2 separate regions of the Homo sapiens genome follow, and region 1 is linked to region 2. Evidence: chromatin loops called from intact Hi-C (ENCODE). Cell type or tissue: Calu3. All regions are shown on one strand. Each heading gives the region's core, and the rest is flanking DNA. Links, peaks and the distances in the headings are about the cores only. Region 1 overlaps ZNF385B (zinc finger protein 385B). Region 2 overlaps ZNF385B (zinc finger protein 385B).

The links. Hi-C counts contacts between places; a loop is a spot of excess contacts. Peaks named below come from ENCODE experiments on the same cell type or tissue, not always from the same donor. Only the 100,000 strongest peaks of a DNase experiment are listed, where the experiment ranks them.
Region 1: a loop joins it to region 2, with 4 times the contacts of the local background. A loop is called at or near these places in 1 of 110 quality-filtered maps.

Annotation. Positions count from the first base shown.
Region 1 is chr2:179,454,444-179,467,318 of GRCh38, forward strand. All of the region lies in intron 6 of ZNF385B (zinc finger protein 385B), which reads right to left. Among named protein-coding and RNA genes, the nearest start is that of SESTD1, 200 kb to the left of the region's middle. RefSeq lists an enhancer at 5,493-6,692. In Calu3, for the core only: no CTCF peak of the experiment used is centred there; DNase peaks (open chromatin) are centred at 5,888 and 6,288.
Region 2 is chr2:179,573,863-179,586,737 of GRCh38, forward strand. The region is part of intron 3 of ZNF385B (zinc finger protein 385B); the gene reads right to left. Among named protein-coding and RNA genes, the nearest start is that of MIR1258, 280 kb to the right of the region's middle. In Calu3, for the core only: no CTCF peak of the experiment used is centred there; DNase peaks (open chromatin) are centred at 6,099 and 7,029.

The DNA of each region.
Region 1 (12,875 bases), core at 1,866-9,865, 120 kb before region 2:
AGTTTATATATTTACTATACTATGCTTTTTATAATAATTATTTTAGAGTGTACTCCTTCCATTTATAAAAAAATTAAAGTTATCTGTAAAATGGCCTCAGGCAGGTTCTTCAAGAGGTATTCTAGAAGAAGGCATTGTTATCATTTATGACAGCTCCACTGTGTAATTGTGCCTGGAGACCTTCCAGTGGGTTAAGATGTGGAAGTGGAGGACAGTGACATTAATGATCCTGACCCTGTGTAGGCCTAGGCTAATATGGGTGTTTGTGTCATAGTCTTTAATAAAAGAGTGTAAAAAGTGAAATAAATAAATAAATTTAAAGATAGAAAAGAGCTTAGAGAATAAGAATATAAAGAATTTTTGTAGCACTCTACAGTGTGTTTATGTTTTAAGCTAAGTGTTATTACAAAAAAGTCAAAAGTTTAAAAACATTTGGAGTTTATAAAGTAAAAAGGTTACATTAAGCTGAGGTTAATTTATTGCTGAAGAAAGAATTTTTCTAAAAATAAATTTAGTGTAGCCTGAGCATATAGTGCTTATAAAGTCTACAGTAATATCCTAGTACAGTAAGTGTATAGGAATGTCCTGGGCCTTCACATTCACCACTCACTCACTGACTCACCCACAGCAACTTCCACCTCTACAAGTTCCATTCATGGTAAATGCTCTATACAAGTATGCCATTTTTTTATCTTTTATACAATATTTTTATGGTACCTTTCCTATGTTTAGATACACAAATGCTTATTGTTGTGTTGCAATTGCCTACAGTATTTAGTACAGTAACCTGTTATATAGGTGTGTAGCATAGGAGCTAAATAGTTCATATGGTTTGGCTGTGTCCCCACCGAGATCTCATCTTGAGTTATAGTTCCCATAATCTCTGTGTGTCATGGGCTGGAGCCGGTGGGAGGTAATTGAATCATGGGGGCATGATTACCTCCATGCTGCTGGTTCTCATGATTGTGAGTGAGTTCTCATGAGATCTGATGGTTTCATAAGAGTTTTTTCCCCCTTTTGCTCGGCACGTCTCCTTGCTGCCACCATGTGAAGAAGGGCATGTTTGTTTCCCCTTCCACCATGGTGGTAAGTTTCCTGAGGCCTCCCCAGCCATGCTGAGCTGTGAATCAAATAAACCTCTTTCGTTTATAAATTACCTAGTCTCGGCCAGGCGCAGTGGCTCACACCTGTAATCCCAATACTTTGGGAGGCTGAGGCAGGCAGATCACTCGAGGTCAGTATGAGACCAGCCTGGCCAACATGATGAAATCCCGTCTCTACCAAAAATACAAAAAAAAATTAGCTAGGCATGTTGGCGCATGCCTGTAATCCCAGCTACTTGGGAGCCTGAGGCAGGAGAATCTCTTGAACCCAGGAGGCAGAGGTTGCCGTGAGCCAAGATTGTGCCACTGGGAGATAGAGCGAGACTGCATCTCAAAAAAAAAAAAAAAAAAAAAATTATCCAGTCTCGGGTATGTCTTTATTAACAATGTGAGAAGGAACTAAAACTATTTAGCTTAGGCCTGTAGTAGGCTGTACTGCCTAGATGTGTGTGAGTACTATACACTGAATGATGTTTGCACAATGACAAAATAGCCTAAAAATGCATATCTCGGAATGTATCTGCATTGTTAAGCAACACATGGCTGTAAAGGCTATCATGTTTGTACCTCATTGAATTCATATATTCAATAAACCAGTTATATAAACAGCATTATATTCAGACATCTCTGAAAACTCATCTGATAATTTCCTCAGGACATGAACTTTGAAGAAAAATTGCTGGGACAAAGATCGTGTACATTTCTGAGCTTTTGATGCATATACCAAATTGCCCTCCAGAATGGTCATACAAATGAATACTCTTAGGAGTGTCACAAAAGATCATGGCTTCCCTGTGCCTTTATCAGCCTAATTATCTATTGCCTTTACCTATCCAACAGACATAATATGGTATCTCATTGTTAATTTGATTGGTATTTATTTTATCACTAAAACAGAAGAATATTGTTTTGTAAGATTAATGATGCTTTGTACCTCAACGTAATTTTAAAAATTTTTATTACTCTGAAAGGAAACAAAAATCTTAAATACAGTTTTAAATGTTAAAACATTGTACACTAAAGTAAAAAACTTTATAATAATAAACTTCCTTTATACAAACCTAATAATGTTAAGTTGGTTGAACCATTGTTCTTAAAAGCTGAAATCAGTATTGCAGTCATTATTTGAAAATTTGCTTTACGCAGAGCAAAAATACTAGCCTAATGGCTGTTCCAGGCAATTATATCTTACAATAATGGTAAATGTAACAATAATAATCACAAATCAACCACTCATAGTAATTGAGCACTCACTATAGACCAAGCACTATTTTAAGAATTTATAGTCATTATCTAATTTATTTTTCAAACACTATGAGATAGAAACTGTTACTATCTGTACTTTTAAACTTTTTTCTTTTTCTTTTAATTGCGATATAGCATGTACTATAAAATATATAAATTTAATACATTTTAATGTATGTATACATTCACGTAAATACAATACACCTGATGATATAGAGTGTTTTCACCACCCTAGAAGCTCCCTTGAACCCCTACCAGTTGAGATTTCCCCCAAAGATAACCACCTCTATTAACCTAGATCAGTTTTATCTATTTTTAAGCTTCATATAAGGAAATCACACAATATATTTCTTTTGTGTCTGGCTTCTTTCACTCAACATTATGTCTGTAAGATTCATCTGTATTATTATAGACAGAAGGATATTTTTTCACTGCTGGGTAGTACCCCATTGTATGAGTATGCCACTATTTATTTATTTATTTTGCTACCGATGAAAATTTAAAATGTTTTCAGTTTTTGGCCATTTTGAATAATTCTACTATGTACATTCTTTTAAGTGTTTTTTGGTAGACATAAATACTCATTTTTGTTATGTATATATACATAGTAGAATTATTGGGCCACAAGATATTCATATCTAGCTTTAGTAGATTCTGAAAACAGTCTTCCAAACTGATTGTACCAATATATATTTCTATCAGCAATGTATGAAAATTTCAATTGTTTCACATCTTGTCTAATCCATGGTATCAGTATTGTCAGTCCTTTTGATTTTAGCCATTCTAGTGGAGGTGTGGTGGTATCTTCTTGTGGTTTTAATTTGTATTTCCCCAATAGCTAGTGATAATGAGCTCCTTTTCTTTTTTTTATTGGCCAATTGTATATTTTGTGAGCGTTTGTTCATATCTTTAGCCCATTTTTAAAACTGGGTTGTCAGCTTTTTCATTATTGATTTATAGGAAGTCTTTAAATATAGCCTGAACAGGAGTCCTTTGTCAGATATACACATCACAAGTCATCTTCCAGGTTGTGGCATGCTTTTCACTCTCTAAATGTTGTCTTATGATAACCCCAATTGTTTAAAAAGACAAAGCCCCAAGGCTTAAATAGAGTAAGCAACTTGCCTGTAGTCATTCAATAAATGATAGAGCATGGATTCAAACAAAGGCTTCCCGAACCCTGAGCCAGTGCTCTTATTGCTCTTCTGTTTTAAGGAATATTAGACTAAGAATGCTTAGTTTTAGAAATACCTTCTTGAATGTTTGTCATGTTGACTAAAGGTGAATGGATGGTAATATCTTCGTATATCTAAGTTACATGATGCCATAGAAAGCATACCATATGATATGGTTTGGCTGTGTCGCCACCCAATCTCATCTTGAATTCCCATGTGTTGTGGGAGGGACCTAGTGGGAGGTAATTGAATCACGTGGGCAGGTCTTTCTCATGCTGTTCTCGTGATAGTGAATAAGTCTCACGAGATCTGATGGTTATATAAGGGAGAGTTTCCCTGCACAAGCTCTCTCTTTACCTGCTGACATCCATGTAAGACATGACTTGCTCCTCCTTGCCTTCTGCCATGATTGTGAGTCCTCTCCAGCCATGTGGAACTGTAAATCCATTAAATGTCTTTCATTTATAAATTGCCTTTATCAGCAGCATGAAAATGGACTAATACAGAATATTACAGGCACGTCTTGTAGAGAACCAGATAAATAAGTCTGCTTTGATGTGATTCTTTAATGGTTGTGTAGCAGGCCTAGAGTATGTCATCCTTGTAGCAGCTACAGAAGCTCTGAAACCAGAGTAGAGGTCACTCTTTTGTAAGAGAAGTATATATCTATTAAAAAAACCTCTTATCTGTTGGGGTGTCTCCCTCACTCTACCAAGAAAAGAAGGAATGACTCTAGCCTCCAGACACTCTTAGTAAATGGAGAAGGCACTGATTTAAATCCACTTAACAAACCTTACCCTTGTTTACTGTGTTTTTCCTAGTTACTTCCTCATTACTGGCCTCCCTACACCCTTCTTTGTTATAGCTTAAGATTGTATTTAAGCCTGAATTCAAAGTCACCTCTTGGAGATTTACTCATTTCTCTGGGTACCTCCCATCAATACATGAGGTATACATGTTAATAAACTTCTTTGTTTTCATGTTAATCTGTCTTTTGTTACAGGGATCGGTCCCAACCAAGAACTCAGAAGGAGAGAAAATTATTTTTTCCTCCCCTATAGTTGCAAGTTTGCATGTACCTAAGAAAGTAAATGACAATAGTCTTCAAAAGCTTCTTTTAAGAAAAATTTTGCATAGGTGTTTTCTCTGAATTTTCAGGTCTTCTCTGATTCCCAGAAGAATTAATGGACACTCAAAAGGAGGTCTCTGATTCCCTATATTAGATAAAAATTTCTTTGCATTTTTGTTTTTGATAATGTATGTCTTGGTTTATTAAGTTGGTTTAATTAAGGCCACTAAGAAGTATCATTTTCTGCCTCTGAGAGATGGCAAAGATTTAGAAATTACAATAAGTGGGGCAGATACAATATAGGCATCTGGGCTTGGTGGAGTGGAAAAGTAGTATAACTGTTGTTAAACAATATATGAAATTAATATCATTTCACCAAGAAAGTCTCCCTCTAGAAATCTGTCCTAAGGAAATAAACATCCATCCATTCAACAACTACTGATTGAGCACCTATTATGTGCTATATACTATATCAGGCATGGAAGTTAGCAGTAAAAATACCAAGTCTCTGACTCAGTGGAATTAATCATCTAGTGGGGGAGAGAGAAAATAAGTGTGTGTGTGTGTGTGTGTGTGTGTGTATGTGTGTGTGGATTTATATATACAAATGTATTTTAATTAATTTAAATGTAAATCTTAATTTATAAGTCTATTTATTAAATAAAAAATGTGCATTATAATAATAAATGCATAAACTTTTATTATATGTAATAAATATCAAAGCACATATATTCAAAACATATATAAAACTATATATAAATTATATATGTAAAAAATATATATAGCGGCCAGGCGTGGTGGCTCACGCCTGTAATCCCAGCACTTTGGGAAGCTGAGGCGGGTGGATCACCTGAGGTCAGGAGTTCAAGACCAGCCTGGCTAACATGGTGAAACCCCGTCTCTACTAAAAATACAAAAATTAGCTGAGCATGGTGGCACGTGCCTGTAATCCCAGCTACTAGGGGGGCTGAGGCAAGAGGATTGCTTGAACCTGGGAGGCAGAGGTTGCGGTGAGCCGAGATCTTGCCACTGCACTCCAGCCTGGGCAACAGAGTAAGACTCTGTCTCAAAAAGAAAAGAAAAGAAAAGAAAAAAAAATATATAATGTCTCATAGTAGTAAGTGCACTAAGAAGAAAAATAAAGCTGGTCATGGTAAAGAGTCAGCTCAGGCCTATCTGAAGAGGTGATATTGAAACCTCCTTTGCAAAGATTGAGACAGAGATATCTAACATGGCTGACTCCATCTTGCTTCTATTCTCACAGGCTGGCTGTCCTCACTCAGTCCTGGGTGTAGGCCAAGCTAACCATGGCAGGAATTTAGTTTACAGTTTAACTTTGAAGCAAGGATGATAATAGTTCCTCCCTAAAATTGACCCTCCCTGCCTTGTTTTGTAAGTCTACTGAAAGGTGATAAGATTAAGAGTATTAAAGGGGCCTGAATTCTGCTAAGATATAGGTGTAGTTAAACGATAACCAGCCATTGTTTCTTAGCTTGCTTTTCTACAATCCCTTACTGCTCAGAAGTCCTGTGGCCAGAAGTTACAAGATTTGTGACTTTCCCAATCTTTCTTATAGACAACATCACTGTTGTAGAACCTAAGATGGGTTTTTTGAGATGTTTTTCAGACTTTTCAACTGACTGACTCCACTCAGACCCATGACTCATGACTCAACCAGTCCTGTGGTCCTGACTCAGAGGCTGACTCAGCCACGAGGACAGTTTTCCATACCTCTACGATTTCATTGCCAAACAATCAGCATTTCCCATTCCCTAGCCCCCTGCCCATGAAACTATCCTTGAAAAACTCTAACCTCCAAGCTTTCAGGGCAGCTGATTCGAGTAATTACTCCCATCCTCTCACTTGGCTAGCCTTGCAACTATTAAACTTTTCCTACCACAGTACTGCTCTCAGTGGATTGGTTTTATCTGTGCAGCAAGCAAGATGAACCTGTTAGGCAATTACAATATTTAACAGATATGTGAATGAAATAATAGGAGTTCTGGGAGAAAGAGTGTTCCAGGAAGAAAGCATAGTAAGTCTAAAAACCTTGAAGCGGGAACAAACAAGGACAAGAAAGTCAGTGAGACTGGGGTCTGATTGCAGGATGTGAGGTGGAGGAGTTGGAGGCACCAGATCACATACAGCCTGGTAGAGCATGAGAGAAATTTGGATGTAACATAAGTATGTTTGCTGAGTAGGGGAGAGAGATGATCTGATTCCTGTCTTCATAAGACCATTTTGCCTCTTGCGTGGAGAATAGACTGTGAAAGGATAAACATGAGGAGATCAGTCAAGAAACGACTGCAGTTGCCCATGAGAGAGCTAATGGTTGCTTAGACAAAGGTGGTAGTGGTAGAGAATTGAGCAGTGGTTTCAGAATATATTTGTATGTAGAACCAACTAGACTTATTCATTAGGTGTGGGACATTAAAGAAAGAGAGGAATCAAGTCTCATTACCATGGTTTTAGCATGAGCACTTGAAAAATAGTGGGTGATGTCATTTACTAAGATTTGAGATAACAGTATTTAGGATGCTAATAAAACTTCCTGGCCTTTTAGCCAGAAAAACCTGGCTATTTCTAATTCCATTTTTGACTGATTGAGTCATCTTAAGCAAGTGATTTATGTGATTGGGACCTTAATGCTTACATGTGCAAAATACTACCCTTTTCTTATTGACTTTAAGAACCAAGAACACTGTAAAAGTGAAGTGAGGGCTTCAGGTGGAAAATGCAATGGAAAGGTAATAGTTGTAAGAAGTAAGCTCAGATAATGAGGCCAGGGTCATGAATTCTATTCCACACTCCCCAGGACCTGTGAATTTCTAAATCCATGCCATTTATCAGGGAGGACTCATTAGGCTCACTGATACCTGTTGACATCTTCTGAAATAAGCCTTCCAGAATAGCAAAGAAGCCCCAAAACTTGAAAAAAGTTCTCAGGTCACCAAGGCCACAATTTCAATAGAATTGCACTTTGTGCTTTCTGAGGTCTCTGAAGAATAATGCTTGTCAACTAATACAATGAATTTTTCCTTTTTATACTTAATATTGCACTAAACAGAGGCATGCAGTGAAAGGACTGATGGTCACATTCTTTCCTGTATTCACAAGCACCTTGTACAACATCTCATTATTATTCCAAAAAACAAAGCAATGCCCATATTACTGTTTAACACTCATTAAACCAAGTTAGCTCACTTTGATAAGGAATTCTGAAATCATTCTCTGCTTTATCTTTCCACTTTCTAAATAATAAGAAATTAATGGGCATCAGTCAGAGTACCTACTTTCTTCCAATTGTGCAGTCTTGTGAGAAATAAAGCTGAAAAGCTCAGGGGGCTCTACAGCAGACAAAAGGGGGAAAAACCACACTGCAAACCTGTATGTATGTAAACTGGTGTGCTGCAGGAGACTTAAGCCTTTGCCTTGTTCGTCTCCTCCTTACCTACACATTTGACAAAATACAACTGATAGAAGCCACCAACTGATGACATATATTTTAAAAGTTTAAGGTAGAATTCCATTAAGATAGTTAATGGATTAAAAAAAAAAGCACACAGGCTGCAAGATGAACAAATGAATTCAGTACCTTGGAGTTCTCTGCAAAATAAAATGTTGTAAGAGATGTAAAGATGCTAGAGTATCATCACTATATTGTTAGATGCACAAAAAAGGAGTATTCATTTGTAGTGTAATGGGACTACACCTATCTAAAGGAGCAGGAAGAAAAGGCCAACATTGCAGATAATGATCAGATACAACTCTCAGATTGCCTTACTTTATTAGATATTTTCCTGAAAGGTTATGTGCATAAAGATCTTGGAAAATTTAGTGATAATTTGAACGCACTATTTAAAAGATGTGTGTGTGTGTGTGTTTGTGAAAATAGAGCTTTCTTGGCAGTGCAATAATCACACACAATTATTTTAAAATTCTATATTCATATGGATTAGATTTGCTTAAATTAGAAACATATATAATAAAAAGTTATATATACCTCAGAAGAGGTCAATAAATAAAACAGGGAGAAATGATTATATAAAGACATGATTATATAAAATGATTATATATACACATCAATCAGTGTGTATAGTCCATGCAGATAAAACTTCTGCATGGAAGTTTTATCCTTGTTCTAAAGTCCCTACCATTGCTCCAAATCTCTTATGAGCTAATGTCTGGTCTCCTTTTCCTTAGAGAAATGGGGAAGCTGGATGAGATCACCTCAATATTACAATTTCTTCCATCTGCACCCATTTTCTTCACATCTCTGAGGAAAAGGTGTATGCTTCCACTTGGCCTCTCTATTTCTTTTTTTTATTCTTATTATGCTTTAAGTTATGGGGTACATGTGCAGAACGTGCAGTTTTGTTACGTAGGTATACATGTGCCATGGTGGTTTGCTGCACCCATCAACTCATCACCTACATTAGGTATTTCTCCTAATGTTATCCCTCCCCTAGCCCCCAACTCCCCAACAGGCCCCAGAGTGTGATGTTCCCCGCCCCATGTCCATGTGTTCTCATTGTTCAACTCCCACTTATGAGTGAGAACATGCGGTGTTTGATTTTCTGTTCTTGTGATAGTTTGCTGAGAATGATGGTTTCCAGCTTCATCTATGTCCCTGCAAAGGACATGAACTCATCTTTTTTATGGCTGCATAGTATTCCATGGTGTATATGTGCCACATTTTCTTTATCCAGTCTAATATTGATGAACATTTGGGTTGGTTCCAAGTCTTTGCTATTGTGAATAGTGCTGCAATAAACATACGTGTGCACGTGTCTTTATAGTAGAATGATTTATAATCCTTTGGGTATATACCCAGTAATGGGATTGCTGGGTCAAATGGTATTTCTAGTTCCAGATCCTTGAGGAATTGTCACACTGTCTTCCAATGGTTGAACTGATTTTTACTCCCACCAACAGTGTAAAAGCATCCCTATTTCTCCACATCCTCTCCAGCACCTGTTGTTTCCTGACTTTTTAATGATTGCCATTCTAACTGGCGTGAGATGGTATCTCACTGTGGTTTTGATTTGCATTTCTCTAATGACCAGTGATGATGAGCATTTTTTCATATATTTGTTAGCTGCATAAATGACTTCTTTTGAGAAGTGTCTGTTCATATCCTTTGCTGACTTTTTGATGGGATTGTTTCTTTTCTTGTAAATTTGTTTAAATTCTTTGTAGATTCTGGATATTAGCCCTTTGTCAGATGGCTAGATTGCAAAAATTTTCTCCCATTCTGTAGGTTGCCTGTTCACTCTGATGGTAGTTTCTTTTGCTGTGCAGAAGCTCTTTAGTTTAATTATATCCCATTTGTCAATTTTGGCTTTTGTTGCCATTGCTTTCGGTGTTTTAGACATGAAGTCTTTGCCCATGCCTATGTCCTGAATGGTATTGCCCAGGTTTTCCTCTAGGATTTTTATGGTCCTAGGTCTTATGTTTAAGTCTTTGATCCATCTTGAGTTGATTTTTGTATAAGGTGTAAGGAAGGGGTCCAGTTTCAGTTTTCTGCATATGGCTAGCCAGTTTTCCCAACACCATTTATTAAGTAGGGAATCTTTTCCCCATTCTTGTTTGTGTCAGGTTTGTCAAAGATCAGATAGTTGTAGATGTGTGGTGTTATTTCTGAGGCCTCTGTTCTGTTCCATTAGTCTATATCTCTGTTTTGGTACCAGTACCATGCCGTTTTGGTTACTGTAGCCTTGTAGTATAGTTTGAAGTCAGGTAGCATGATGCCTCCAGCTTTGTTCTTCTTGCCCAGGATTGTCTTGGCTATGTGGGCTCTTTTTTGGATAAAACCTCTTTCCTATAGCTTCAACTACTTCCTTTACACTTGATTCTTTTTTTCTGTCTACAAATGCTGAAATCTCCATGTTCTAAAAGTCACTCCTTAACTCAGTTTACTCCCAGGGCTTCCCACCTATCTTCTCTCTGGTGCTGAACTGGAAGTGGGTGTGTGAAATATGCCTTTCTGCTTCCTGTCTTCCTATCCATCCTTATCCTCCTGTCAAAGGCAAAGGTGTCTCTTCTGTCTTCTCTTGAACTGGACATGATTTTTTTCTGGAAACTTTTTCCCTTCAATGTCCACAATATTTTTCACCTTTGATGTTCATGAAATTTCCCCTGACTGGTTCTCCTTTAGCTTCTACAACAGCTCGTTCTAGACCCCTTCACCATCTCCTATTCTTCTGCCTGTCCCTAAATGTTGGCATTCCTCAAGATCATACTCTAGTCTTTTTCTTGGGCATTACATGATCTAATTCAATTCAATGACTTCCTCTACCACACTGACATAGATTCCTAAATCAAGAGGTAAATTCTCTACTTTTCTCTCAAGATCAAGACCCTTTTCCACCAATACTCTATAGGATGTCTGCTTTTAGATATTTCATGGGTATTTCAAACTCAACATGCCTGATACTGAATGTATAAGCTGCTCCACACAGGGGCCTTTCCAAGTAGTCCTCACGTCAATTGATGGTATTGCCAGTTATATATTAGAACTGTCAGCAATGATTCTTAAATTCTCTCTCTTACATTCTGCAGTTAACTAATTATCCTCATCTATCAGCCTTATTCACCGTTTAAACTAGCATTTATTCAGCATTTACTATGTGCCACTACCTCATTTTAGGCCCTAATCTATTCTCTCTGGATTACCATGAAATTTCTTTACTGATCTTGACCATTCTAGTCTCTGAGCCCATGTCTTCCCTTCTTCCCTACTCCATACCTTTATAATCCTCTTCACATAATTATATTATGATCTTCCATTAATTATAATTATTTATTTGCACTTAAAAATTATTACCAGGAGAGATTCTTGAGTCCTGGAATCATGTCTTGATTTACCTTTATGCCCAATGTACAGAAAGCCATAGGTGAGCAATACGTTTGCTGAAATAAGGAATGTCCAATTCAAGGCAGTGCTCTCTAGCCTCAGAAATAAAAATATAAGAAAAATTCACTGCTAATAGCTGAATCATAACTAGTAAAACAAATATACATAGAACAGACACATAAATGCATTTTAGCTGTTGACTATGTAAATTACGCATATCATTGTTGTCAAGTCTATATATTCGCAATATATATTTAATGTCACTTGAGGTTAAAACAATTCTCTTGAGTGGATCTCCTTGCGATGTACTAGACAGGGTCATAACAACAAACACATTCCTTTGTGGCAGGTCTAGTATTTTGATGTTTGATGAAATGAACAAATCTGTGATTATCTCCTTTGTTATAAATCCTATACAAACATACATATAGATAAAAAATGTACCTCTGATAACGATATAGCTAAGGCATATACCTCTGCCTGACAATCTGAAGCACATGTGAAAAAAAAAATCACCAAAATATAGCCATTCCTCTTTGCAGCTAAACTCATGTTCTGTTCTTTGGCAAGATTTCTCTTGAAACTATAGGTATTCTGTTTGGAAATTCATCAGAGGCTTCTAGCCCAAGAACCCATCTCTGCAATGGTCTATATAGTCAATATTAAATTATATTATACAATATCCATTTGTGTTATCAACGATTACATGGTTGATATACTTGTGTAATAATACTCTTTAAGAAATCCCACCAGGTGTGGTGGCTCATACCTGTAATCCCAGCACTATGGGAGGCCAAGGTGGGCAGATCATTTGAGGTCAGGAATTCAAGACTAGCCTGGCTAACGTGATGCAACTCTGTTTCTACTAAAAATACAAAAATTAGCCAGGTATGGTGGCACACATCTGTAATCCCAGCTACTTGGGAGGCTGAGGCAGAAGAATTGCCTGAACCCAGGAGGCAGAGATTGCAGTGAGCTGAGAACGTGCCACTGTATTCCAGCCTGGCAACAGAGCAAGACTGTCAAAAAAAAAAAAAAAAAAAAAAAAAAAAAGAGAGAGAGAAAGGGAAGGGAAGGGAAAGGGAGGGGAGGGGAAGGGAGGGAAGAAATTCCACATAGAATGTCCTGTGGCATTATTTAATTTCCCCTACTCTTTAGGTAATAGATGTGCATTACTGAGGGTGTCATTATAAAGACTTCGTGTGTTGGCGATGGTACCACTCACAATTAACCCATATCCCCAGGTGCATAATTTTACATCTGGTGGCCCAAGAGTGATTCTGAAGTACATTGGGAATCCTTCAGTCTATCCATTTAGGCTTCCTCCAACTAGATGCCTCATTTAAACTTGGTCTAATTCCAAATGTCCCCAAGGGTTACCTAGTATAGTATAGTACAGGCTGCTTTAGCTCATAACACCCACTAGT
Region 2 (12,875 bases), core at 2,995-10,994:
TCTCTGTGAATACGAGAACTAGAATAAAAACAAACTCACCAAAATGCCATAAAAATAAGGTTAATTATGAGTTCTGACATAACTTGATAAAAAGTATAGCATTATTATTATAATATCTATTTCATTTTCTCTTTCCACAGAAGGGTATCCTTGTGAACCCAAAGGAATGACTTTCAAAATCACTCCTTTACTATAATGCTGTTTAAGATCCGTAACAAAATCTTTACTCATGAGGAACGGGCAAATAAAAATTAACAATTTGAGGGTGATGATAGAAGTATGACTCAGGCCTGAATTAAGGGGTTTGAATCCTGCACATAAACTGCATTTTACAATAGGGAAAATATAGGTAAACCACAATCTATTTGGGGAAAAACAAAACTGTACCTTTCTGTGGTTAAAATACAGATCAGAAGTGATACTAATCAGATAGGGAGTATTGTACTTGCTCAGAACAATAAATGAACTCAGTACAATTAAATGAACTTTTCTGTTTATCCTTCTCAATATTTTTAGGAGCCAGTGCAAACAACAAAGTACAAAGTCTATGGAAGCAGAATCTAAAGTATCCCTGTTTGGCTCTGAGCAAGATATTTATCTGCTTTATCCTGAATAAGGAGCAGCGTGGGCTAAAAAATATCTCTGAATAAACAATGATAAAATCTGCTGGGTAACTACTAAAATAATGAATATTGAAGCACTGGCATTACAGTCAAATCAACTGTAGCTACTTACAGGAAAAGACCATTAAAAGCCACAAAGCCTAGAAACTAACTAGATGGAAGCAATACTAAGGAAGTTAATCTGAAGTCATACTTGTACATTGAAGAAATTATATTCTTCACATAGCATAGATTGTGAACATTTATAAGTATGGACACAACAACAACTAACTACTGCCTTCTCTTAAGATTCTGAAGAGTTAGGGAAGGAAGGAGGGATGTTAGGGGGGAAGGGCTTTACCTAAGGAGAGAAGCTCCTTGCTTCCCTTGCTCTCTCACTCCTTCCTTCTTGAACTTCTTAAAGCCCTGCCTTCTAGGATATTTCTCTCTCCAGGCCCTCCTCCAGTCTCTCTAATCAAATTGCTTTCTCTTTTTAGAACTGCCCTTCTTTCGTTTCTGTGTATGTTGATGCTGCTCAGGTACCAACATCGGTCTTCTGCTGGTGGCCCTCTACCCTCTCTGGATGGTCTGCTTGCCTCTCAGGGTATTATCTCTCTGCCAATGACTGCTACTCAGAGCTCAGGCCTCTGCCCCAGGCCTCAGCTCTGTATATGCAGATACCTCCTGGGTATTGCCAACTGGATGTCCCAGAACCACGCTGAAAGCCAAATTTATTTGGGCTGGGAGAATTCGCTCTGCGATATGACAATAAAATTACTCATCCTGTGATAATAAAACATATATGTAGAAGAAGAAGAGAGTCAGTGCCAAAAAGTGAGAAAAAAATAAAAACAAGATTTCGTACAAATCTTCACTATACCAGAATTATATATTTCAACTATAGTTATAATGATCTGATTACAAATTAAATGTAACATTATTTGAACTTTAAGTTCAAATGAATGATAGCACTTTGGTTGGGTTTGTTTTGCCCCTCACCAAATGTTAAAACCAGATTGAGAAGCAGAAGTCGAAATGCTATTTATTTGGAATTCTCATTGGCCTGCAAGCATTGCTCCTTTCCTTGGAAAGCTTTTCTTCCTACAGGAGAAGCTTTCAAAGGCCACTTGTCTGGGAGTGAGGCTCCATGTGGTAGCTGATTCTACCTACTTTACTGCAGAATGCCAGACCCAGGGGAAGAATATCAAGAAAAAAAAGAAAGCAAAAGGGAGGAAAGAATTAATATAGTTCTCTCTCTACCAAAATTTCTGCATGAAGAATAAGTGGTAGTTATGCCCAAGTGTTTTGGTATTCTTAAAAGACTTTTGTTTTTTTTTAAAGGGAGGTACCCATGTTTTTAGTTTATATTCTTGACCCAGTGCTGGTATAATGCCCATGGGATAGTTAAAAATTTTAAAGTGCTACAAGATTTTCATTAAAAATCTATTAGAATTTCCTCAAGGGTTCATTTTAAAAGTAAAAGTTGGAATACATTTAAATGATAATATGTTGCATAAAAACTTTAACTTGTTTCTTCCCTTAGATAACTCCTCTCCTTGTATTCTTTAAGTTAGACGATGGCAACTCTGGCACAACACTTGCCCCGTACCTCTCCTTTTCTTCCCACAGGCACACAGTTACCAGGTCTTACATGTGTAACCCTCCAAAACGTCTCAAATCCATCCCTGTGACTGACTTCTGTCCTAGTTCAGACCCTCATCTCTTCACATCATTACTGGACTCCTTCACTCCAGTTTTAATCTCTTTGGATCCATCTCCCATGCCGCTGCCAGATCAACGTATCTAAAAATCAAAAGTGAACCACATTACTCCTCTACTTAGAATCCTTTTTTTCCATTTATCCATTTGACACATATGTCCTGAGGGTTAGGGCCTATGAGCCACATCTATGCGTGATGTTGGGAATGTGGCCTAAACAAGACAGTTGGGGTACCCATGCCCATGGAGCTTCACCTTCATCATGTCATTTACACTAACATGGCCTACATGGTCATAAATCTGACTATTTCTATGCATTTTTAAGAGAGGAAGTATCTTTTTGACTCACTAAGGTTGGATGAAGTATTCCTTCACTTTGTTCCTGTAATACCTATATTCCACATCACCGTAGTTACTGCATTATACTGTGAGCATCTTTCTATAAGTGCACAATCATATACCCAGTTCTGGACAAATATTTAATGACTAACAAATTTGAACATGATTCATAAATTCTATATAGTCTATAATGACTTCAGAGAAAACTGGTGGCAAGAGATACCGATAATACAGAGATGTAATTCAGGGAAGAGACCAGGAAGCAGGAGCTGTTTGGATCTCAGCTCTAAGCCATATCCACATGGGCTTATAAAATTCAGGCAGTTCAACAAACACAGGGTAAGTCCAATTGATCATCTTGTTCCAGGAATCTCTGCTGCACTGTTTGCCTCCTTGATCAAGGTGTTAATTAAGTATGTTATGATAAAAACCGGTCCTTTTGCTAGAGAAAGTTTGAGGAAAATCTCACAACAGACGGCTTTAAGCATTCCTCAGATAAGATATAAGGAATCCAGGAGAAAACTGGATATAAAAATATATTGAGGCAGTAGAAAGTATCATTATCTGCAAATGAATATTTGTGGCATGGAGAAGAGCCCTGTAACATTGGGCTAATAGAGTAAAACCTAAGACTTTCCAAGAAGCTTTAGAACCCTCTATGAGAAAATAAGCAGGCCACCCAGGCCCAGGTGGACTAAAGGGATCTTATTTTTTTAAGGTCAAAATTAATAGGGAATAAGCCAAAACTATTTTCTGAGATGCTAGAATAATATTTTTTCCATTTAAAGCTACTTCTAGTTCATTAGAACTCATTAGAGAATACTTGATATAAAGTTGATTATGTATCAGATATATAAATCTCACACTGAAACATAAAGTTTCTCTAATAGTGTATGCCAAAAAGTATATATGAATATGGTTCCTTTTCTTCTGTAAGACCCATTATTGTAATTCTCTAATTATATAGTGTCAGCATCTACTTTAAAGAGAAACATTGCCCATGCATGCCCAGTATATTTCTGGTAGAAAATGTGATAAGTGGACCTATGCTCCTTTATAATTATTAATCTTGGGGAAAAATAATTTAAGGGCTTATTAAAACCTTATAAATTGAAAATTTTCTTTTTCTTATCAGAAAAAAACTATAATCGCTTTTTACAAAAGTTTGGATAATTATGTGTCAGTATTCCTAATAAATTACTAATATGAATACTAGTTATGGCCACAGTAAGGAAAACAATGAATAAACTAATTGTTTAGTGGTTTGTGCTGTCTTTACTAAAAAAAAATACTGATGACTATGAATAAGTGTCAATGTGTTTGCTTTTCTGTTATTTTTCATAGGCTGATATATTTAACTCTCATAATGTTTTTAAGCTAACATATATCCATTTTTTATATTAAGCAATCAGTAAGTATCTAAATAGTTTTTCCTTCCTTCACAATTACTTATTACTTAATTACATAATCATATGCTATTATTGTTGGCTAGGCACCTTAGACATTAATCACTTTCCTCAACTAGTGACAGTACTCTGAACGTGGGATGTATATGTGTGTTTGTGCATCCATATACACATTGATAGATTCTTTGGATAATGTTTATATTTATGTATGTTGCACATTTAAGTACTATAGACTTCCATTCAGAAGCTCTAATTCATTTATAAATTCATTCAAATATTTCTTAAGCATCTACTATGAACCAGTGCCTGTGTTCATTCTAACGAAGACAGGGTCCCTGCTCTTAAGAGGTAGTTGGGAAAAGAAAACAAATATGTTACAAGGGCAATAAATGAGTTATGTACAAGGTAATGAGTAACTCTCCTTTCTGAGTACACACTACAAGTTAAGCCATATCTTAAAACTGTAACAATTATACACAAAAGCAAACTAATGTAGTAGGCACATTCATCTTGCCCTCTCAAATCAAGATGGTTAGAGGATGTGTGTGGTGCCTATGTGTATACAGTCACTCTGAGACTATGAGGCATAGAATGAAAATAATTTTGTTATAATCTACCTCACTCATATACACATTCATAGTTGCCTTGCCCAGATACTGAGAACCATTTTGGATCAACACAAGTCATTTGCATTATTAATTGCCAATCATGATGATGCTCAGAATTGAATCACTTCCATCCATACCTAGTGGGAAACAGTTCTTTTGCCTTTTAAGGTCATTAGATTCTGTTCCTAAAGCTTGAAAGTCACAGTGGCCCTTCACTGTTTGTTCAGCTGATCACGAATCAGAGGTAATGACATTTACATTGCTAATAAACTTTGCATCAAGTGTGTTAACTCTTGGTTTGGTATAGTTTCTTCTACCTGAGAAAAGCTTATTTGACCTCCTCTATGAAATCTGAACATTCTCTTACTTATATATCCATAAACACACACTCATATTAAATCTAGAAGTGCATGAAATTCCCTAATTATTTCCATATGAGAATCAGGAATGATGTGCAAAACAAATTAAAATATGTGTTGTTACTTTATCCTGACATACACAGTAAATTACCTGACAAATCTGGGAACACTAGGAGAGCACCTTCCAGTCATTATGGTTGACATAAGACTGTGTGACAATGACCTCTTATGTTGGGTTTGTAGAATTAGACTAATAGAAAAATATGTATTTTGATGGAGATTAAATCCTGGCTAATGTGGAGAAAAACTGAAAATTTTATTAATTAGGCTTTTCAGTATACCAAATTTCAAGCAGCTAAATCTTTGTTTCCTTAATATTTCTTTAATCATAATTATTAGCATATACTGAGTGTTACTGGCTTACTGGTGTGAGATAAAAACTAAGAATACCAAACTCAGCTTCTTTTATTAATGAGAACAAAATGACCTCAATCTAAAACTAGATAACTAAATGACCTCATACCAAAGTTAGATAACTAAAAAATCCCACTGGCTTGCTTAAAGTATAACTGACAGCTGTTTAAAATATCTGCTAATTGTTAATTGCTTTAATCTGTTGCTTGACCAGGCATGAATATATACATGAATAAATATATAAATAAATGTGCACAAATGTTGATCATTAAGATGCTCATATCTCAATAAAATCCATATCATAAATTTTATAACATTTATAAACTTGTAAAGTGTTTGGAGATCTGTCAATAGCTCATATAATTTAAATAACACTTTATCCTAAAGTCCAATAAAACATAAATTCAGAGTTAAATTTAATGAATAGGATTTGATATGTGCTTAAAAATAATAACCAACAATTTTGAACAATTTTCTATGTAGCAGATGTTTTGTTATTTCTATGCATTATATAATTTGATTTTCATTAGAACACTATAAGGTGGACTCTATTATTTGCATGTCACAGAGAAGATTGAGAAATTTTAGTGAGTTAAGTAACTTGCCCACTTACTGTTAATAAGTGACAGAACTTGGATTGAAACCAAATTTTAGTGGCTCCAGAGCCAAATTCAGCTCATATTTGGTTTAATGTGGTTTAGAAATTTGAAGGCCTGGAATGGAATCTCAGTGTTAATCAACTATTAGTCCTAAGACCTTAGAGAAATATTGAACATTCCAAACTTCAATTTTCTAATATATAAAATAGAGCCACTGCACCATCCCAATCATTTTCACCAAATTACCATGAGGATTAAATAAATAATGTAAGCAAGAAAAGTGCAGAGTGCTCTACAAACATCATTTTATCACATTTTAATTTCTTAACATCTTATAACTCCCAGGGTATTCTGTGGGTCCAAACACTGCCATTAAACCAGAGATCTCATTAGAAAAAGAGAGTTTAGGAAGCCACTAACGTAATCTTCCACCATAGAAAACTTTAGGCAGGTTGCCCAGAATGGCATAGGGAAAATACTAGAAAAAACACTCACTCTTTGTGGGTATCATAATAAATGAAAGAAAGACCAGTGTTATGGACTGAGTATTTATGTCCCCCTTACCCCCATAATTCATATTTTAAAGTCCTAACCACCAACGTGACTGTATTTGTAGACAGGCCAGGAGGCCAGGTAAGAACGTGATAAAGGTCAAATGAGGTAATAAAGGTGGGCCCTAATCTAATAGGGCTAGTTCCCTTATAAGTAGAAAGAGATATCAGAGCACTCTCTTAACATTGGAGCACACAGTGAGAAGGGGGCATCTGCAAGCCAGGAAAAGAGCCCTCACCAGAAACTGAATTGCCTGAAGACTTGTTCTTGGACTTCTCAGTCTTCAGAACTATGAAAAATTTGTTAAGCAAGTCTATGGCATTTTGTTACAGCTGCCCAAGCAAACTAATATAGCTGGTATCATGTTCATCCGTCACATTGCAAAGAGCAGGGCCAACTGAACTCTGTCGAGCTGCCAGCTAGGGAGCAGTGTGGTCTGACAAATCACATGAGGGGCTGACAACCTGGAGTTGTGGCCTATGGAATGTAAGAATGTCCTAGGCAAGGTTAGCATGAATGGGGTTCAGTATAAACTACTTTCCCTGGAATGAAACTGTCCAAGTTCAGCAGGTTACTGTAAATATCCTTAGGAAATAATTAAACCAAACCAAGAAAAATGGAAATAGATCCTTAAAGGTGCAGTCCCATGTATGTAAATACAAATTATGGCAAAAGCTTGAAACTGAATCCATGCAAAGAGTAGACAGGAGCAAAATTATGATTACAGAATTTACAACTGTGCAACAAAAGAATTTCTACATTAAAAATAAGTAACAGTTTACTTTGTATCTTTCCTTTTTTACCAAGCATGGTTCCTTCTAATTCTACTAGAGTTTCCTGAACTAGAAGGGAAACTAGTTGTTACATATAAAAACAAGTACAGTTAAAAAAATTACTTCTGCAGCTTATTTTCCTCAGGCTGAATAGAAGATCTTATTTTTTGTAAAGCTGTGTTTTAATTTACAAGAAGATGAGCAAATTTTCAAATGCAAACATAGTTTCCTAGGAAGGTCTATCTTTAATTCTGAGTGATTTAAAAGTCATAGCTGGTAAAACGTTTCTCCTTACCTATTCCTTTCACACTAATTATCTTCCAGATGATTTAATGAGAATGTCATTTGGTGAGCATTTATTCCATGTAAGGCACTACTCTAGGTACTTATGGTAGGCACTGCTAGTTGTCTTTCCAATCTCCAAAATATCAGAAGTATGAGCTCAGCAAATTGCTTCCCAGATACAGAAAGCATTTCCCAGAATTCCTTGCAGCTAGCTGGGACCACATGACTGGGTTCTGGCCAATGGGATATGAGTAGAAGTGATAACTTCCAGGTCATGCCCTTAGAAAGGTGTGTTTCCTCCTTTTTTCCTTCCTGTAATCTGGAATGTGGAAGTGCACACCAGAAGTGCCTAAGCAACAACATGGAGTAGACTGGGCTCCCGATAAGCTGTAATACCATTTCTGAATTGTTAGGTGAGACAGAAACAAGCCTCTGTCTTATGAAAACCACTTTATTATTGTGCTCTTGTTATAGTAAACTATCCTGTATTTTCATTAATAGAGGACTGTACATATGCCTTGTAAAGTCTCACTACTCCAAGTTTGCTAGCAAATTTAGGCTTAGAGAGATTTTAAAACTTCCTCATAACCACTTCGGTAGTAAGTGGTGAGGCTGGTTTTTAAATCAAGTACTTTTCTCATTAGATATTTTTTACACTAATAGAGAGAAAAGACTAATTTATAGAAAATTAGAACTGTGCAGTTTTCAACCCCTGATCTATTAATCTCACAGGATTATAAAAAGACTTTAATTTCCTTAGATTAGCATTAGTGCTACAGACCCTTATTTTTCTAATAAAGTGTCTAGCAGTTGGTTACCAGCTCCTCCAGGACTTATATTTCATAAAATGTTCCATTAGGAAAATTATGGAGAAAAAGTATGCTGATTCTCCTGGACTATGAAATGGAGAGCTGCTAGTCAGGATGCTATAACAATTTACAGAATAATACACTGAGCATGCACGATAACTCAGAAACAGATCAGATGGGGTTTTTTGAGTGTGCGCTCTCTTCCCCGGTATTATCCTTAGGTACTCCTTTAGTTCTTGAGGAGACATCAAGGAACAAGTTAGACAAAGTCCCTACACACATGGAGATTATACTCAAATGCATCCACTATAGATAATGCCCTACAAAAATTAACAAGTTTTCAATGTGTGCCAGTAATTTGCATTTTAAAAATAAACTTTGTAATTTGGAATAATTTTAAATTTATAGAAAAATTACAAAGATAGTAAACAGAGGGTTCTCATATACTCCTTACCTCATTTCTGCTAATGTCAACATCTTATGTTATCATGGTAGTTTTGTCATTAAGAAACCAATATTTTTTGTTGTTGTTGTTTTTTGAGATGGAGTTTCGCTGTTATTGCCCAGGCTGGAGTGCAGTCATGCAGTCTCAGTTCACTGCAACCTCTGCCTCCTGGGTTCAAGCGATTCTCCTGCCTCAGCCTGCTGATTATCTGGGATTACAGGCATGAGCCATCTCGCCTGGCTAATTTTGCATTTTTAGTAGAGACGGGGGTTTCACCATGTTGGTCAGGCTGGTCTCAAACTCCTGACCTCAGGTGATCCACCTGGAAGGTTCTTTCAAAGAGAGGAGGCATGACCTTCTTCACCCTGTCCTATAGTCTGCTGCTTGCCACATAGACATGACAGGCATTTTGAGTACCACGGTCACACTTTAGGCATAGTAAAATGTTGAGGCTAAAAAGGGCTGGGATTTCTTAATGACTCTGAGGAGTCATCAAAGCAATCCTGTATTTCAGACCTCCAGACTTCTTTTATGTGGGAGAAAAATAAACTATCAATTTAAGCCATTATTATCAGGGCTGTGCTTCTGTGTCAAATGCAATTTCTAACTAATATAGAGAGTTTGGAGAAGAGGCAGAAGGAAGTAACATTTATTGAGGACTTGCTATATATTAAGTACTTTATATATTTTCATTTATGTAATCATCAAAACAACTCTATGCTTATTAGTTGAGAATACTGAAGATTAGTGAGGCTAAGATTCTTGCTTAGGGTTATATGGCTCAGTTTTCAAACTAAGCCAGAATTTAAACCAAACTTTGTTTTCCCATAACAGCATGCTAAAATATTTTGCATATAATAGGTACTCAGACCTATTAGTGGTTACTAGCAATGGATACAAACATGTACATAGTTATACCTCACTCAGCAAGTAATACAGGTAAATATCTAAATAAATACAATTATATATCCTTAAATAGACAACAAAATAGAGACACACATCCATAGTTTCAGTCTTCCTACTATCCCCATGATCAGTATCTCAAACAGTGGAACTGGCAGCAGGGCCATTTCAGGAGTGAAACCTCAGATCTTACTGCCCTCAGTCCACATATAAATTATACATTTTCTCTCTGGGCCAGAATGAAAAACCATTCAAACCATCCATCAACATACCCACTCAGTTCATACATTCATATTTACCGAGCATCTGCCATGTGCCAAACAACCTGCTACTTGTTGTGTACACATTGTTGAAGAAGACATAGTCCCTGTTTTCCAAAAGCTTATAGTCTACTGGGAGAAACAGAAAAATAAGTAGGTAATTACATTAGAGCAGAGTTTTTCAACCTTGGCATTAATGACATTTTGAACTGAATAATTCAGTGTTGTGGGGTGCTATGCACTGTAGAATATTATAGGGATGTAGGCAGCATCCCTGGCCTCTACCTACTAGATGCCACTAGCATCCTAACCCCTTGTTATAACAAAAAATATCTCCAGACATTGTCAAAAGTCCCTGGTGGGGTGGGGAGGGCAAAATAATCCTCCTACCACCTATCCTCTCACTCCCTAAGCCACTGAGAACTGCTGCAATGCAGTATAAAATACTATAAAATGACAAAAGAAAGACGGGCATCGAACAACATGAGTCTAGGGGCAGGAAAGTTTTCTGAAGGAGGCAACACCTTCACAAAGGCCTGAAAGTTCCATAAAATTCAGCCAGATGAAGAAAATATATATTTCATATGTGTATCAGGAAGGCCTCTGAGCATGTGCAAAGACTCAGAGTTTATAATGAGTACAACATATCTGGAGGACTAAAGGTGGCTTAGAAGGCATGGAGTGGGGAAGTATGCATGAGGTAAGTAGGAAAACCTACATATGCCTACCGAGGAATGCAGAGGAGAAGAAAGAAGGGGTTCAGTTTTGGATATGTTGAATTTGAGTTGCCTGAGGGACAACCAGGTGTAGATGTCCAAAAGACAGTTAGATTTCCATTTCTGAAACATAGGGGCATGACTCAGGCCAGAAGAATGAACACCACCTATATATAGATGCCATATGTATAAATGAAATGACCCAGGGAGAGTGTAGTGTTTGAAAGAGGAGCCCATGGACCTGACAGTGACAAGGGAGACAGAGGTGAAGGAAAATCAGGGCAGTCCTGATGTCACACACAGAGAGCAAATGAGGAGAGTTTCATAACATAGCATAAAGGTCAAGTAAGATGAGGAGTGACACACATCCACTGGATTTGGAAATTAGGAAGACATTGGTGACCTTTGCCAGAAGTACCTTATTGGTATGTTCTGGGTGGCAGCCAGCTTACAGTGGGCTGGAATCAATGGCATGGGATAAAAGAGAGATACCTTCAAGACATTTGGCAGAAAGTAATGGAATGATGTAAAGACAGTGCTTATGGTAGGATAAGTAACAAATGTGCCCAGAGTAAAAAAGGAAAACATTAGCATGAGTTCTGTCTTCAGGTTATGTGGATACTGTTTAGAGGCTGCTCTTGTTTCTGGCTCTCAGAGTCTCCTGGGTATTTATATTGACCTACCTCATGGAATTTCTGAATGTAAGCACCAATGGATTGTTTTTGCCTTTTAACAGAGCACCACATGATTCAGGGTGTCTTTATAGTACCTATTTACTTGCCTACGGTATGTCTTCTAAATGACAAATTAACTTTAATACCTGACTCATTCTGCACTATGATTATAGGGCTCCCTTTAAAAAGAGAATGACTCCAAAGTTGAAAAGCAATGAATTCAAAACAATATGCCATTATATCTGTCAAGATCTAAAAATATATTTCCATTAAGTGTGTTTATGAAAATCCTTCCTTGAATTGAGAGGTTTCAGTATGTAATCTAACAGTCTTGGAATAATTGACTCATGGGAGATGAAAACTGAAAGGATGTTACAGACTTTCCTCCTCTTCCCTCAACCCTCATTTAATCAGTGATTTGATAGGAATCACTTTCCTCACATCTTATAGTTCTGTTCCTTCTACTCGATGGCTACACTGTGACCTTTATCATCTCTTCCATGTACCTCTGTAATAGCCTCCTGAATGGTTTCCTTGCTCACCTTTGCCAAGCCTTTGCCATACTTTGCAAGAATGATCTCTCTAGAACACATATACGAACAGTTCACAAATTCTACTTAGAACCCTGTCATAGCGTCTCACAAATTCTGGAATCCTTATGTCACAGAAAGACTTTTCCATTTGTTCCAATGATCCTTTGCATATTTTATCTTATACTTATATTCCAGCCATAAAGGACCACTGTTAGGTCCTGGGGCTTTATGCTGACTCACTTCTATAGACGGGTGCTCTTATAGTTTCCATCCCCATGTTCATCTGGGTAGTGGCATTCAAACTCAGTTCAAGCATTTCATCTGTTAAGTCTTTGTGAATTTCATCTCTCTCACCTAAACCCAGATAGGATTGACAACTTTTCTTTTGGTGCCCCCAATGTACATAGTACAAATTTATGTAACAGTCTCGAAACCACTTTTTTGCATGCATTTGTTTTTATAGATGTCTTTTCTATTAAACTGTCACTTCCTTGAAGACAGGGGCTGCTTTTTACATTTTTATGTCTCACCAAAACATGGCATATCAGCAGCCCTGTAGTATCTGTTTAAAGGAATTTAGTCTAAGCCTCTATTATTACCAATAAGGAAACAAGGCCCGAAAGAAGCTAAATGACTCGCCTAAGGTCACTCATCTAATGAGTGGCTAAGTGAAGAATAGAAGCTGTAGCTGTTGCCTGACTTACAGCTCTTGTGTTATATTCGGCTGCCACCCCATTGACTTAAAAGGAGGGCACCCAGGGCCCAGCTCTGTAGGTTGCCAACTTGGTTCAAGAAGGTTTTAATGTGAAATATTTAAGTAAATATTTAATGAGGAGCTATTACTCTTTTTTGGTTGAAAGAAACAGTGAGCTAGATCAT